Linked DNA regions of Mus musculus: region 1 is linked to region 2. Evidence: chromatin loops called from intact Hi-C (ENCODE). Cell type or tissue: heart. All regions are shown on one strand.

Region 1 (8,000 bases), 68 kb after region 2:
TACCATTTCTTATACTGGTAATGAGTAGATACTTGATACGTCACAGGAAAGTAACTTTTTTCCTTCATTGTATTTTCTCATGCTTCATTTGTGTAAAACCTTTCTTAAATGTTAGGGAATAAGCAAGGCTGGTTGTCCCTGCCCCAAGTGTATAGCCAGTTTGAATCCAAATGCTTGTTTTTTTCAAGTTCTACCTCCCTAGCATTCCTATTGACATGCAGTTTATCCGTAGTCTGCCTAATTCCCTTGCCTTGTTCTCCTCAGTCCTACACACCTCCAAGTAATGAGTTCAAGATCAGCATGAAATTGGAAGCACAGGATCCCAGGAACACCACATCCACCTGTATTGCCACGGTCGTTGGATTGACAGGTGCCCGACTTCGTCTGCGCCTTGATGGCAGTGACAACAAGAATGACTTCTGGAGACTGGTTGACTCCTCTGAAATCCAGCCAATTGGAAACTGTGAGAAGAATGGCGGGATGCTGCAGCCCCCTCTAGGTGAGTATCTAGAGCCCTGCTCTCCCTGGCCAATTGGCTAGCTTCCAAAAAGTATACATCGTATTATGGAAAAGTCTGGAACACATCCCTACTCTTTTCTTTTTTTTTTTTTTTTTCATAGAGTAGTTCCCCTGAAAGGCCACCTAAAATAAAGTGACTTATCTTTACCTTAGTGCAGGGTTATAGTCCTCACACACCCTGGTTAACTTAACAAGAGACCATGCTCTTCCCATTTGTGCCAGTGCTCATGGGTCCTGAGAGAACAGAAGGGGATTGCTCCATCTAACCTACCTCAAAAACATAGAGGTGAGAGACAGACAGATAGACAGACAGACAGAGGGAGCATAAAGCTCTTATCAAATCCAAAAAAAGATGAGAGAGAAAATTCACCTGGAAGAAAGGATACCTGGTCCTCTCCCCCAGTTCTTCTCTCCCAGTTCTTACTTGGCCATTGGAATTTTCTCATTAAGGATTCATCTATTCTTTTAGTTAAACTAATAGTTACACTTCTCCTTTAGATCATAGTCATTCTTTTTGTTTTCTTGGTACCTGAGAAAATCAAGCCACCTCATCAGTTACTGACAGTTAACTATTAATTGTGGTGAGTCTTCATAAGATGGAGTGATAAGTTATGGGCTCTGGGACATGTTCCTTTCAGGATGCTGAGCTATATATTAACTGTGCTCAGGGATTATGTATCATTTGAAAGAGTTTTAACATTTTCTTCCATGTAAAAAAATTATGTGAGAAACTTTCAAGTATGTACAGAAGTAAAGAAAACAACACAATTATGTCAGTCTGTCTTCTGTTGTTACAATTATCATTGTGTACTCTATTTTACCTGTACTTGGTTGTTTCTGTCCTAAGTACAATATAGTGTCACCTTATCATGAAACAGCATGTCTCTCTTATAGGCAAGAATATTTTTAAAACATAGCTATGTCACATTATCACATTTAATAAATAAATTCATTTTTTTTTATTTTGAAACAGTTTTCTCTGTGTAGCCCTGGAACATGATCTGTAGACCAGCCTGGCCTCAGATTCAGAGACCTACCTGCCTCTGCCTACTGAGTGCTGAAATTAAAGGTGTGAAATAAGCCAGGGTTATTTGTTAATACTATTAACTATTTGTTATTTAGAATTTGCTCTTGTCACACCACCTTTACTTTCTGTATCTTCCCTGGTCTGTCTCCTTTCATACTCCTTTGAGCTCCTCACTACTTCTGTTTATCTTTTCCTCCCTCTCTTACCTCCTTTCTTTCCATCCTCCTCCTCTTCCTCCATCTCTCTCATATCCTTTCCTCTCTTCACATCCTCTTCTATATTTCTTCCTCTTCTTCTCTCCCTCTTTTCCTCTGTCCTTTCTCATCTTGATTTTCTTTGAATAAGGTTGGTTGGTATAAAGACAATATAGTTATTTGGATTAATTTCTTTTTGGGTGGCTCTGTCACTAACTTAAGAATTTCATTTAAGTGTAGGCGTGAACTTACTTTTTAATTAACTGGGTTTGCAAATATATAAGTATGTTCATTTTAAAGTAAAGTTTATGAAACAAAGTATCAAAAATTCCTCTCAGTGTTGTTTTTCCTTTTTGAATAGGCTACCACTTTCTTTAACTTTATTGTTTATTTTTCATTCAAAAACTATAGCCACAGACTTTGGATATAGTTCAGAGATAGACCACTTGCATAGCATGCACAAGATCCTGGATACAGTACCTGACACTGAAAAAGTAATATAAAAGCAAACCAAAGCCGGGTGTGGTGGCGCACGTCTTTAATCCCAGCACTCGGGAGGCATAGGCAGGCAGATTTCTGAGTTCGAGGCCAGCCTGGTCTACAAAGTGAGCTCCAGGACAGCCAGGGCTATACAGAGAAACCCTGTCTCGAAAAACCAAAAAAAAAAAAAAAAGCAAACCAAAAAAATCTTTAAAAAGGGGGGGTGGGGAGCTGGAGAGATGGCTCGGTGGTTAAAAGCACTGACTGCTCTTCTGGAGGTCCTGAGTTCAGATTCCAGCAACCACATGGTAGCTCACAACCATCCGTAATGATATCTGACGCCCTCTTCTGGAGTGTCAGAAGATAGCTACAGTGTACTTACATATAATAAATAAATAAATCTTTAAAAATAAATAAATGCAAACAAAAATATAAAAAATATATTTAGGTATATGTGTGTGTGTGTGTGTGTACACATATATAACTGTTACATATTAAAATGAATATATTTGTGCCAGAAGAAAGAGTAATAAGAGTATGTGTGTGTGTGTGTATATATATATTTTTTTTTTGTTAATTATGTGATGCATATACATTACATGTATGCCTATAAAAGATAGCATACTTTACAAACTTGTCTTAGCTTTGTCTTTTTTGTGTACTGGGATGTCCTAAAGATAACTTTACAGTGAAATAGAATTATTCCTACTGCCTCTTCCAGTTGCACAGTGCTATTTGCTATTTTATTGTGCTACTTTTGGATGGCAATTTAGAAGCATGTTGCTGGGGATAGTTGGTAGAATGCTTGTCTTGCATACATGAATCTCCAGCACTTCAAAACAATAACAACAAAACAGCAATAACAAAAGGCAGCTATTGTGTGGACTGGGAATACAACTCAGTGGTAGCTTACTTCTCACTTGCCTGCCCTAGGGTATGAAGCTCTAGGGTTCAGTTCTCAACCCAACAACAACAACAAAAAAGAAACTCTTTAATACAGAGAATGTAGCTTAGTTGATAGAGAGATTAACTAGCATGTGTGAGACTGAGAACCTTGGGTTCAACCCCAAGCACTGAATAAGCTGAGTATGGTTGTTCATATTTATAATCCCAGCACTCAGGAGATGGAGGTAAAAGAACCAGAAGTTCAAGGTCACCCTTGTCTGCATAATGATTTCAAGGCCAGCCTGGGATTCATGAGGCTGTGTCTCAAAACAAACAATAGAATAGAAACATTTTCAGAGATTATTAAAACTATATACTCAGTGATAATAATGAGTATATGTAAAGTAATAAAAAAATTCTTATAAGCCTATATATCAAAAAAGAAAACAGGGCTGGAGAGATGGCTCAGTGGTTAAGAGCACTGACTGCTCTTCCAGAGGTCCTGAGTTCAAATCCCATGCAACCACATGGTGGCTCACAACCATCTGTAATGAGATCTGACACCCTCTTCTGGTGTGCCTGAAGACAGCTACAGTGTACTTACATATAACATTAAATTTCCTTTAAAAAAAAAAAAAAAAAGGAACAGTGTCTCTACAAGAGCTGGAGAGATGGCTCAGTGGTTAAGAGCACAGACTGCTCTTCCAAAGGTCCTGAGTTCAAATCCCAGCAACTACATGGTGGCTCACAACCATCTGTAATGAGATCTGACGCCCTCTTCTGGTGCATCTGAAGACAACTACAGTGTACTTAGATATAATAATAAATAAATCTTTAAAAAAAATCTTATAAACCTATATATCAAAAAAGAAAACAGGGCTGGAGAGATGGCTCAGTGGTTAAGAGCACTGACTGCTCTTCTGAAGGTCCTGAGTTCAAATCCCAGCAACCACATGGTGGCTCTCAACCATCTGTAATGAGATCTGGCGCCCTCTTCTGGTGTGTCTAAAGACAGTTTCAGTGTACTTAGATATGATAATAAGTAAATCTTTAAGCCGAAGGGAGTGGGGCTGACCAGAACAAGCAGAGGGCCTAAATTCAAATTCTCAGCAACCACATGATGGTTCACAACCGTCAGTACAGCTACAGTGTACTCATCTACATAAACTAAAGAAAATTTTAAAAAATAAAAGAAAACAAATCAAACCATTGCCAACTCATACTTAAATATAACTTTGAGTTAAGAATACAACAAATTGCTGGGCATGGTGGCACACGCCTTTAATCCCAGTACTTGGGAGGCAGAGGCAGGCAGATTTCTGAGTTTGAGGCCAGCCTGCTCTACAGAGTGAGTTCCAGGACAGCCAGGGCTACACAAAGAAACTCTGTCTCAAAACAACAACAACAACAATAACAAAAAAATACAACAAATTAAGCTACATTTTCATAAGAATATGAAGCTCTGATACCATCAGAGGCCAGATGGTATTCTTATTCAGGCAGAAAAGAAGAGCACTGGAGATCTAACATAGCCTAGAAAGAAAAAGACCCATATAGAGCAGGAGATATTCAAAATAAAGCTGAGACTCAGTGGACTCAGTTATATGCTACTACATCATGAAGCAGGAGGGTCTGAGCTAGTAGTATGAAAGACTAGAAAAAGGAGAACAATATTGGGGAGAAAAAACACTGTTGTGGGAAAGGAGACTTAGTGTTACAACAGGGAAGAAGGAAATAGAGTGGAATTCAAGTCTATGTAGAACATAAGAGAATAAAAATCAAAAGACATCCCAATCTCCTCATCTCTTTCCAAAGAAGTCTGTCTTCTAAAGAAATTACATTTCATTATGGCAACTCAGAAACTTAAGTTCCCTGCCAAAATAGAACCTCTGGATTTTATTGATCTAGGAAAACTAGACACTTGAAAATAATCAGTCAACCTCCATAAAAAGTAAGAAAAAGAGATGAGAATGAAACTACTTCAGTTACTGAAAATCTTGTTGCCAAAACCAATGACTAATCAGAAAGAAACTTGCACAACAACCTAACTTGAGTTAAACAAGTCCTGACAGGTGGAGAAAAATACCTTGACGCACAGTGAAAATCACGCTAGAAATGTGTGCTAGAAAATGTGAAACAGGATTGTCCAAACTTGGAAAACATTGATGAATCAAAATCACCTCAATTAAAACTTCAGTTCCAAGATGGCCAATGAGACAACAGATCCAAATGAAAACACTAAAGGAATGTTGAGGAGAGAAGGAAAAACATCCAAGAGAGTAAGATGGACTGGAAAGGTAAAATCTCATGGAAGGACATATGAAACCTAGAACATGGCCCACAAAGATCCACCCTGTGCATCTGTATGGGGGGGTTTGTTTGACAGACAAAGCAGAACAAAATAAAGGTTTAAAATAAATTTAAAGAAAAAAAGAGACCTAAATCTATGTTTAAGGGGGCTATTTTTCTTTCTTTTTTTAATGATTTATTTATTTATTATATGTAAGTACACTGTAGCTGTCTTCAGACACACCAGAAAAGGGTGTCAGATCTCATTACGGATGGTTGTGAGCCACCATGTGGTTGCTAGGATTTGAACTCTGGACCTCCGGAAGAGCAGTCAGTGCTCTTAGCTGCTGAGCCATCTCTCCAGCCCAAGGGGCTATTTTTCACTTTCTGGGAAGTGTACTTCAGATTGGTCAACTCTGAAACATTATTCTAGCAAAAACTACTAAATATGAAGGAGGAAGAGAAAGGAAGAAGAAAAGGAAGAGGAGGAGGAGGAGAAAAGACCAAGTCTTTTCTTTAATTGGATATTTTCTTTATTTACATTTCAAATGTTAACCCTTTTCCCAGTTTCTGTTCCCTAAACCCTCTATTCCATCCCCCTGCTTCTATGAGGATGTTCCCCAACCCACCCACCCACTCTTGCCTCCCTGCCCTCGCATTCCCCTACACTGGGGCATCGAGCCTTCACAGGACCAAGAGCCTCTCCTCCCATTGATGGCCGACAAGGTCATCCTCTGGTACATATGCAGCTGGAGCCATGGGTCCTTCTATGAGTACTCCTTGGATGTTGTTCATCCCAGGGAGCTGGGGGGGGGGAGGGGCTCTGGTTGGTTGATATTGTTGTTGTTCTTATGGGGTTGGAAACCCCTTCAGCTCCTTTAGTCCTTTCTCTAAGTCCTCTGTAGGAGACAGATCAGGGAAACCTCTGCTATTATTTGTGCCAGGGGCCTCAGACCAGCCCATGTATGCTGCCTGGTTGGTGGCTCAGTCCCTGGGTTCTGGGTAAGTTGAGACTGCTGGTCTTCTATGGGGTCACTCTCCTTTTCAACTTCTTCAATCCTTCCCCCAATTCAATCATAGGGGTCTCTGCCTTGAGTCCAATGCTTCTGTCATAGTCAGCTGCTAGTAGGTCTCTCTCATGGTTCCTGTCTATAAGCACATCATAGCATAGTAGTGTCAGGCCTTGTTGTCCCCCCCCATGAGATGGATACTAAGTTGGACTGTCTTTCCTTCAGTCTCTTCTCCATTTTTGTCCCTGCAGTTCTTTTAGACAGGAACAATTCTGAGTCAGAAATTTTGACTGTGTCTTATAGTTAACCCTGGCCCTACACTTGAGGTCCTGTCTATCTACTGGAGGTAGACTCTTTGAGTTCCCTCTCCCCAATGCTAGACATTTTGGTTAAGGTCACTCCTAATGAGTCCTGAGAGTGTCTCACCTCCTGGGTCTCTGGTACTTTCTAAAGGGTCCCCCTGCCTCCCATTCCCCAAGGCTGCTTGTTTCCATTCCTTCTCTTGACCCTCTGGGCTTCTCTCCTGTCCCCCCTTTTCCCCTTCCCCTTTCCTCTCCCATTCAGGTCCCTCCCTCCCTCCACCTCCCATGATTATTTCCTTCCCCCCCTTTTTTTTTTTAAGAGATTCTTTTTTTTTTTTTAAAGATTTATTTATTTATTATATGTAAGTACATTGTAGCTGTCTTCAGACACTCCAGAAGAGGGAGTCAGATCTCATTACGGATGGTTGTGAGCCACCATGTGGTTGCTGGGATTTGAACTCTGGACCTTCGGAAGAGCAGCCGGGTGCTCTAACCCACTGAGCCATCTCACCAGCCCTCCTTCCCCTTTCTAAGTGGGATTGAAGCCTCCTCACTTGGCATTTCTGCTTGTTACACTTCTTATGGTCTGTAGGTTGAATCCTAGGTATTCTGTACTTTTTGGCTAATACCCACTTATCAGTGAGTACATACATACTGATGTCCATCCATTTGCCTGCAAACTTCATGATCTCGTTTTAATAGCTGAGTAGTATTCCATTGTGTAAATGAATCACATTTTTTTGTATCCTTTCTTCATAGACTACATGGCTCAAAGATGGCAACCTTCCCTCAGAACTACTATTATTGACCCATTCTTCTCAATATTGTGTTTAAACAGTGCTTCTGGAGCAGTCGGTCTAAAACTTGGATATCTGCTAAAATCACTAGGGAGCTTTAAGTAATTTCTTTATCTAGGTTTTAGATTGGTAAAGTCAGAATTTGGGTAGTAAAACAGACAGAGCCTGTAAATCACCCCTGAAGGTTCCACTGTCCAAATTTAGTTCTGCTCTAAGCAGAACTAAACAGGATAGAATAAACTGCTTTCTCAGCAACGTTGGCTACCATCTGATAGGTATGTGCTATGCAATGTGAAAGGAACTCTGTGTGTGGTCTATATTGTTGTTCAATCATTTTCTTTGCTATATAGCTTTCAGGATCAGTGGAGAGATTTTTTTCCAAGGATACATCGATTGTTTCGATTGTTTATTGAACTTTATAGAAATTTGTAAATTTTTATTGAAGAAAAACAATCAAAATATTAGAGAGAAGAGGTTTTTATCATAGTGCCTTAAAT
Region 2 (8,000 bases):
AAGGAAGACTGTGGTTATACCATGGAGAGCCTTGAATGCCAGGCTGAGAAGTTTGGATTGTGGCCCGTTGCTAATGAGGTCTTATTAAGTTTTATGAACTAGGAGACACACTGCCAGGATCTGGCAGCTGTGGGCGGCAAGTTGGAGAGAACACAATCTGGATTTAGGTTACAACCCCTATAGCTACTTTATTGGACTTGGCTAAGTAAAGGAAGTCATTTCAAAACCACTACTATGGTTTGCATCTTAAATGTCTCCTAAAAGTTAATGTGTTGAAGGCTTGGTCCTCAGTATAGTGTTCAGAGGTGGGACATTTTGGGAGGTGATTGGATTATGAAGGATCTAACCTCATGAGTGGATAAATCAATAGACAGATTCATAACTTAATGGGTCTGGGAAGAAGGCCTTTGCTATAAAAATGAGTCTCTTATTGCTTCCTTACCACACATATAAAAGTGAATGGGTAGAGACTAGCAAGATGGCCAGTGGGTAAAGTGCTGGCTGCAAAATCATGAAGCACTCACGTGAAACCTTGGTACAGTTGCTGATCTACATCTGTAATCCCAACACGGGGCTGGGGGAGTAAGGACAGTCAGATCCCCGGGTATCACAGACTAGCCAGCTAACTAGTGATGTCTAGGCTCAATGAATACGATAAAAAGCAATAGAAAAAGACATTGGATGTCAACCTCTGGCCTCTACGGGTACTCACAGGCACATACACATACATGTGAACACATACATGCATGGAACACACGGTTAGCCAAGTGAAGGAACAACGCATGGAAACCTCTGAATTGGCCAAACACGCCTTTGATTTCTCTCAGGCACGCTGTCACTGTGGCAGAAAGGAGACTAACCATAGTTTTAGCCCTAGATGGCTGTCAGTTTAGCAGTGCCATTGGCTGAAGTGCTGGACTAAGACCGAGAACGTTTACTTTACTCCTTAACCTGTGAAGCTGATGGGCTCCATTCGGAACTGTTGAGCAGGAATGGAGCTGAAAATGAGCAAGTCTGAGCGAAGGGCTGGTGATAGAAGCCAAATGCTCTGCGGTAAACCTTTCAACAACTTGAGACAGGCATTTGATATTCCCCAAGGGAGGAGCTTTCTACTCTTTGTATTATTGTTTTGTGTTTGAAGCAGGGTCTCACTATGTAGCCCAGGCTGGACTTGAGCTGGGGATTTTCTGTCTCAAGCTCTCAAGTGTTGGGAGTGCCAACACACTTGAAAGTGAAGGAAACAGAAGGCGGGTCTGGCGAGGTCAGCCTCATACTTTGTAACCAACTGCTCTGCTCCACCACACCATGGGAGCCTTCTCAGCACCCCAACACATAGTCCCTCAGACTTTTCATCGCAGGCTACTCAGTGGGTTCCTGGTAAATGTGGATTACTTGTCCTGTGATGGTATATGCACCATGGTCACAGCAACTTGGGGAGAAACAGCCCATTATTGAGGGGAGTCAGGGCAGGAACTCAAGCAAGCAAGGGACCAGGAGGCAAGAGCCAGTGCAGAGGCCATAGAGAGATGCTGCTTACTGGCTTAACAGTTCTCATTTTCCTGAAGAGCTGTGGGCACAGGAATCTTCACGCTGTGCTCCCAACAAGGCATTATTATTCTTTTTTCCAACAAAGCATTATTAAGAAAAGGACACCTCAGTTCACTGACCCCTGAAAGGACCTTAGGGGCACCCTGAGGCTCAAAGTGCATATTACCATGGACTCAAAAAAAAAAAAAAAACCAATTTGGATGGCCTTTCCTTCAGTTTCTGTGTCACACTTTGTCTCCATATTTCCTCCTGTGAAATTTTGTTCCCCCTTCTAAGAAGCACTGAAGCATCCACACTTTGATCTTCCTTCTTCTTGAGCTTCATATGGTCTGTGAATCATATCTTGGGTATACTGAACTTTTGGGCTAATATCCACTTATCAGTGAGTACATACCATGTGTGTTCTTTTGTGATTGGGTTATCTCACTCAGGGTGGTATTTTCAAGTTTCATCCATTTACCTGTGAATTTCATGAAGTCATTGTTTTTAATAGCTGAGTAGTGCTCCATTGTGTAAATGTAACACATTTTCTATATCCATTCTTCTGTTGAGGGGCATTTGGGTTGTTTCCAGCATCTAGCTATTATAAATAAGGCTGCTATGAACATAGTGGAGCATGTGTCCTTATTACATGTTGGAACATCTTCTGGGTATATGCCCAGGAATGGTATAGCTGGGCCCTCAGGTAGTACTATGTCCAATTTTCTGAGGAATTACCAGATTGATTTCCAGAGTGGTTGTACCAGTTTGCAATCCCACCAGCAATGGAGGAATGTTCCTCTTTCTCCACATCCTTGCTAGCATCTGCTGTCACCTGAGTTTTTGATCTTAGCCATTCTGACTGGTGTGAGATGGAATCTGAGTTGTTTTGATTTGCATTTTCCTGATGACTAAGGATGTTGAACATTTCTTTAGGTGCTTCTCAGCCATTCGATTTTCCTCAGTTGAGAATTCTGTTTAGCCCTGTTCCCCATTTTTAAATAGGGTTCTTTGGTTCTCTGGAGTCTAACTTCTTGAGTTCCTTGTATATATTGGATATTAGCCCTCTATGTAGGATTGGTAAAGATCTTTTCCCAACCTATTGGTTGCTGTTTTGACCTATTGTGGTTTGCCTTACAGAAGTCTTGCAATCTTCTTTTTGTTTGTTTGTTTTTTGTTTTGTTTTGTTTTTTTGTTTTTTGAGACAGGGTTTCTCTGTGTAGCCCTGGCTGTCCTGGAACTCACTCTGTAGACCAGGCTGGCCTCGAACACAGAGATCTACCTGCCTCTGCTTCCCAAGTGCTGAGTTTAAGGCATGCCACCATCGCCTGGCAAGCCTTGCAATCTTATGAGGTCCCATTTTCAATTCTTGATCTTAGAGCATAAATATTGGTGTTCAGGAATGTTTCCCCTGTGCCCATGTGTTCGAGGTTCTTCCCCACTTTCTCTTCTATTAGATCCAGGGTATCTGGTTTTCTGTAGAGGTCCTTGATCCACTTGGACTTGAACTTTGTACAGGGAGAAGGAAGGTCCATCCAGAGACTGCCCCACTTGGGAATCTATCCCGTATACAGTTGCCAAACCCAGACGCTATTGCAGATGCTAGAAAGTGCTTGCTGACTGGAGCCTGATATGGCTGTCTCCTGAGACGCTCTGCCAAAGCCTGACAGATACAGAGGCAGATGCTTGCAGCCAACTATTGGACTGAGCATGGGGTCCCCAATGAAGGAATTGGAGAAGGGACTGAAGGAACTGAGGGGGTTTGTAGCCCTATGGGGGGAGCAACAGTGTCAACTGGCCAGACCCCTCCCCCCCCAGCTCCCGGGGACTGGATCACCAACCAAAGAGTATACAGGGAGGGACCCATGGCTCCGGCCATATATGTGGCAGAGGATAGCCTCGTTGGACATCAGTGGGAGGAGCGGCCCTTGGGCCTTAGGGGTTTGATCCCTCAGTGTCGTGGAATGTCAAGGAGGGAAGGCATTGAGTGTGTGGGTGGGTGGGGGAGCACCCTCATAGAGGCTGGGGGAGCAGGGATAGGATAGGGGGTTTTTGGAGGGGAGACCTGGAAAGGGGATAACGTTTGAAATGTAATAAGGAAAATATCCAATAGAAGAGAGAGAGGAAAAAAAATTGAAGTTCTAGTGTAGATGTGCAAGGATCTGCCGTGCTTTGGCTTCCCTTCATTCTCTAACATTAACAGCATCACCACCAGATTCCCAGAGCCTCTCAGACTCTTGATAGCCATCCCTGCCACACCTTTGCTCTCAGTCTCTCCTCATCCTGAGAAGCCTTTCTTTGCAGCTTCCTCTAGGAACCAGATTGAATGAGCTTCGGGCTAAGTAAGGGCTGCTTTCCCGGAACTCTCTGGTTCTGGTGTGAGTTCCATAGCTGTGATAAAGACCCCTACCAAAAGCAACCTGGGAGAGGAAATGGTTTATTTGGCTTACACTTCCACAACATTGTTCATCTCTGAGGGAGGTGAGAACAGCAACAGGGAGACAGGAAATGAAGCTAGGCTATGGAGCAACATCCTTTATTGGCCTCTCTTTATACCACCTAGGACCACCTCTGCCCAGGGGTAGCACCTCCCACATCAATCATTAGACAAGAAAATGCCCACCCAGACTTTGCCTATAGGCCATTCTGATGGAGACTGTTATGCAACTGAGATTCCACCTTCTGAGATAAGAGTAGATTTGTTTCAGGCTGATAAAAATCAACCAGCATTTCCCTTAACACCTGACCTCCAGGCAAGAGCACAGCCAGTAAAATTGTGTGATCTTGGAGACGTAGCTCTCCCCCCCACCCCCATGAACTTCAGTTTCCGCGGGCTAAAACATAACGTTCTTGAGACACAATTGTGTGTGGGGTGGGGTAGCATCATTGGAAGGACCCTAGCCACTGTAGTACCTAGCACGCTAACATTCAAAGCCTACTACGGGGCAAAAGTGAAGGCCTGCTTTTGTTAGTCTTGTTGCACCTTTTGGGGCGCACTGGTTTTCTCCTCATAGTAGTTTTCCTCCCGCCTGCGCATTGGAAAGACTAAAGGTGCGAAGGAACTCTTTTAAGATTACTCCACAGCCGGCCACCAGCTGGGTGGGGGCTGAGGGCCGACGGGATTCGAACCTGGGACCTCAGAGGACGTCATTCACTTGTCTGGGAGACGCGAGCAATCCAGTGGGTCGCGGCTTTTTTTTTTTTTTTTTTTTTTTTTTTTTTTTTTTTAGGGCTGGCGGTCGCGAGGCGGGGGGAAGGCGCGAGGGGTCGCCCCTTCCCGCCGCCCCGCGCGCGCGCGCGAGAGAACCCAACGGCCGCGGCGCGCGCCACCTCGCGGCAGGAGTCTCTGGCGGGCGGGGCTGGGCAGCTCTCGCCCCCGCCCCCCGCCCCTCGGCCGCCGCCGCCGCCGCCGCCGCCGCCTCGGTGGAGCCCCCCGCCTCCCGCCGCCGCCTCAGCCGAGCCGCTCTCCAGAGCCGTCGCCCGCCCCTGCCGGCGTCCTCGCTCGCTCCCTGCGCAGCGGAAACATGGCGGCTGGATGGGAGTGAGCCGCCCGCGCCCCGCGCCGCTGTCGCCCTCAGGTAAGCGCCTCACTGCCACCCCCGGCCCGGTCCGGGCCCCTCAAGGCCCGCCTTACGGCCACGGGCTGGAGCGAGTCCCCGCCCGGTGACCCTGGTGTCTGTGTCCGCGGCCCTCCGGCGGCCGTGTCAACCCGGCCAGAACCCCGGCGGCCTGCGCCGCATCTGCTCGGGCCCAGTGTCCGGCGGCGGCCTGACGCGTCGGGGTCGGTCGGGGGCGCGGCGCGCGAGTCCCCGCACAGGGCCCCTTCCGAGCGGGGAGCAGGGCTTGGGGCGGAACCGGGAAGCCTGGCTCGGGCCCAGTGCGGGGGCTCTTTCGGGCTGCTGGGACGCGTCGCCAGAGAGATTCGCCTGGGTCCCAGCAGCGGAGCACCGGGGGTCGTGAACACAGTGGGCTTGGAGCTTTCTTCAGGGGTCCCGGGGCTGGGGGCGGGGTGGGGGAGACTCACTTGTGTCACCTGCCTGGAGCCGGGCAAACACCCGGCGGCTACAGAAGGTTTCGAACCTGAGACAGGGAACGGCGGACAACCTTAGAGCACAGCAGGGGAAGGAGTTCCCTAGTAGATAGGTGAACCCCAAAACATACCCCAAAGCGAAGAGATCTGAGAGTCATCCAGGCTCCCCCTACTCTTATCCTATTCGGGAAGGAAGTTATCTTTAAAAATTCCAAATAATACCCTAATAATTTGGCGAACCTTTTAGGACGGCTCTCCGTCCTAGTCCTAATAACCTTTCTAAAGTAAGGCCGTCCAGTCTGGTCCTGGATGGATTTGGTTATAGGTAGAAAGGAACGGCTGTCTCTCGTCTTTCTGCTTCGTTTCCTCTTGGGCAGCTGTTAAGAGTGAAGATAGTAATCGTGTCCCCTGAGTCTTATTTTGGCTAACTCCCAATTCCTTTAGTCTTTTTCTTTACTCTGGTCTTTGATCCGCTCCTTTGATGAGCACTGGTTTGCCCATATTGCCCCCACAGAAGAGCTTCTTGTGAGCAGAGAGACCAAGCTCAATCATTTCTAAGGGAAGAGCTTTGACCCTAAAGGACTGACCTTAAATAAAAAGTACTCTCCCTTCCTCATTTTCGTACTGCGTTGAACTTAGCGGGTGGGGGTAGGGAGGGGAGAGGGAAAAGCTGTATAGTAGTAGCATGTGTTCCCCCAAGCTAAAAGAGATCATCCTGTTTTGTGGTTTCTCTTCCTTTGAAAAATTGAACACTTCATCAAGTGAGCTAATGTATATCAAAAGATTGTACAGTGTAATATATCATGCAGATAAAAGAGCTTATTATTTTTGCTCTAAAAAGGACTGAGACCTAGATTGGTGCCAAACTGCAATTTAATATTTGCTTGGAGAGAGAACTGCCTTATGACAATGAACTCTGCTTTTTTTCCCTGCCAGCAGAAGGCCTCAACTTGCTGTGAAAAAAACACTTTCTGTTGCTCATTAAAAAAGCATTCCTTTTTTTTCCTTTTTTTTTTTTTAAAGTTTAATTCTTAGCCTTGGTGGTACGTAGGGTTAAAGTACTTAAAACGGATCTTTTATTAGTTTTTTAGACCTTTGCCTAAGCATCCCTGCAAACAAGTAATTTCTTAAGCCCATTAGGGAAGTGATGGCTTTGTAGATAAAATGCTAAGATCTGTGGCTGGGACCTCATTCAAGATCTGAGCAAAGTTTCACTGTTTTTGTAACTAAGGCAAGCGCATACCAGCAGTCAGAACTGTGTTTATCTTTGTACTTATGTCTTTGTTTTTTGAATTGGTTAGTGGTTTTTAAGTTTGTAGCACATAAGTCAAAATTTTAAAGGTGTTGCTTTTTAATTGTGTGTGTGTGTGTGTGCGCGCGCGCCCATGGAGGCTAGAGGAATAAGATTTCTCTACAACTGGAGTTATAGAGAGTTGTAAGATAACAGTTGGGTGCTAAGAGCTAGGCTTGGTTCCTCTGGAAGAGAGATACATGATCTTAAACATTGAGCTATCTCACCAGCTCCACACATGTCAGATTTTAATTTCTGGAATGTTAGTTTGTGCAAATACTGTTTCACTTTTGTGTAACTTGTTAAAGAATTATATGGTGCCATTCTGTACAGAACTGCACCCTCCAGGGTAAGGATTCAAAACTGGGAAAACTCTGATATGAACATTACAATGAAATTTAAACTTGCTGTATTGTAACCTTTATACTTATATACTACCATGTGTCAGGCATTGAGTTATGTATGGTGTAGACTGGACACACAGATAAGTGGGACATTTGTAACATTGTGGAGCTGGACCAATGTGGTGCTTACACAGGCTAGCTCAATAAAAGTTAAGCACTGCATGGAGAGTGAGGGCTTTTGAACTAGCCAGGCTTTGAGGGAAGGCTATGGGGAGGGATGAGCCTAGGCTCTGGTGATGAGGGGGCCAAGAGGAGTAGAATATGCCTTAGAGAAAATAGAACAAATAAAGGAAAAGTAAGAGAAAAGGATTGACCCCCACAAAACCCACAACACTTTGTGACTGCCAATAATGTAACGGTAGAGATAAAATATAGTAAATTATGAAGGTCCAGCCAGGCAAAGACTGTGTCATGGTGGACCTTGTATATATAAATATTGTGAAATTAATTCAGTGGGGGATGTTCTTTAATCACTGAAGGCTTACTTTAAAAAAAAGTAGACATGGTTGAAGTAACATTAAAAATGGTTACAGAGATGAAAAAGTAAGAAATGAGTTTGAGAAAGCTTATGAGGTCTTATGTGTATGAGGGAATAATTCATGTTGTATTCAGGTCTTAGGCTTGGATAACCATAGGAGGAGGGTGTCATTAATTGAAACAGGAAACACTTGGAGATGGGTTTATTTTATTCTTATTTTTAGATTTAGCAATTTTTTGAGTTAGACCAGGGGACAAATAATGGAAGTAA

What was found. A loop is a pair of places that touch in the nucleus more often than their neighbours do. Peaks named below come from ENCODE experiments on the same cell type or tissue, not always from the same donor. Only the 100,000 strongest peaks of a DNase experiment are listed, where the experiment ranks them.
Region 1: it touches region 2 in a loop (2.3-fold over the local background); 3 of 42 quality-filtered maps call a loop at or near these places.

The regions. Positions count from the first base shown.
Region 1 is chr4:120,467,971-120,475,970 of GRCm38, forward strand. It overlaps Scmh1 (sex comb on midleg homolog 1), which reads left to right. Exons shown (of 18, transcript NM_001379185.1): 8 at 265-499. Among named protein-coding and RNA genes, the nearest start is that of Slfnl1, 60 kb to the right of the region's middle. In heart, no CTCF peak of the experiment used is centred here; no DNase peak of the experiment used is centred here.
Region 2 is chr4:120,400,352-120,408,351 of GRCm38, forward strand. Scmh1 (sex comb on midleg homolog 1) reads left to right here and starts at 4,997. Exons shown (of 18, transcript NM_001379185.1): 1 at 4,997-5,105. In heart, a CTCF peak has its summit at 4,852; a DNase peak (open chromatin) is centred at 5,210; H3K4me3 peaks cover 3,045 bases; H3K27ac peaks cover 2,840 bases.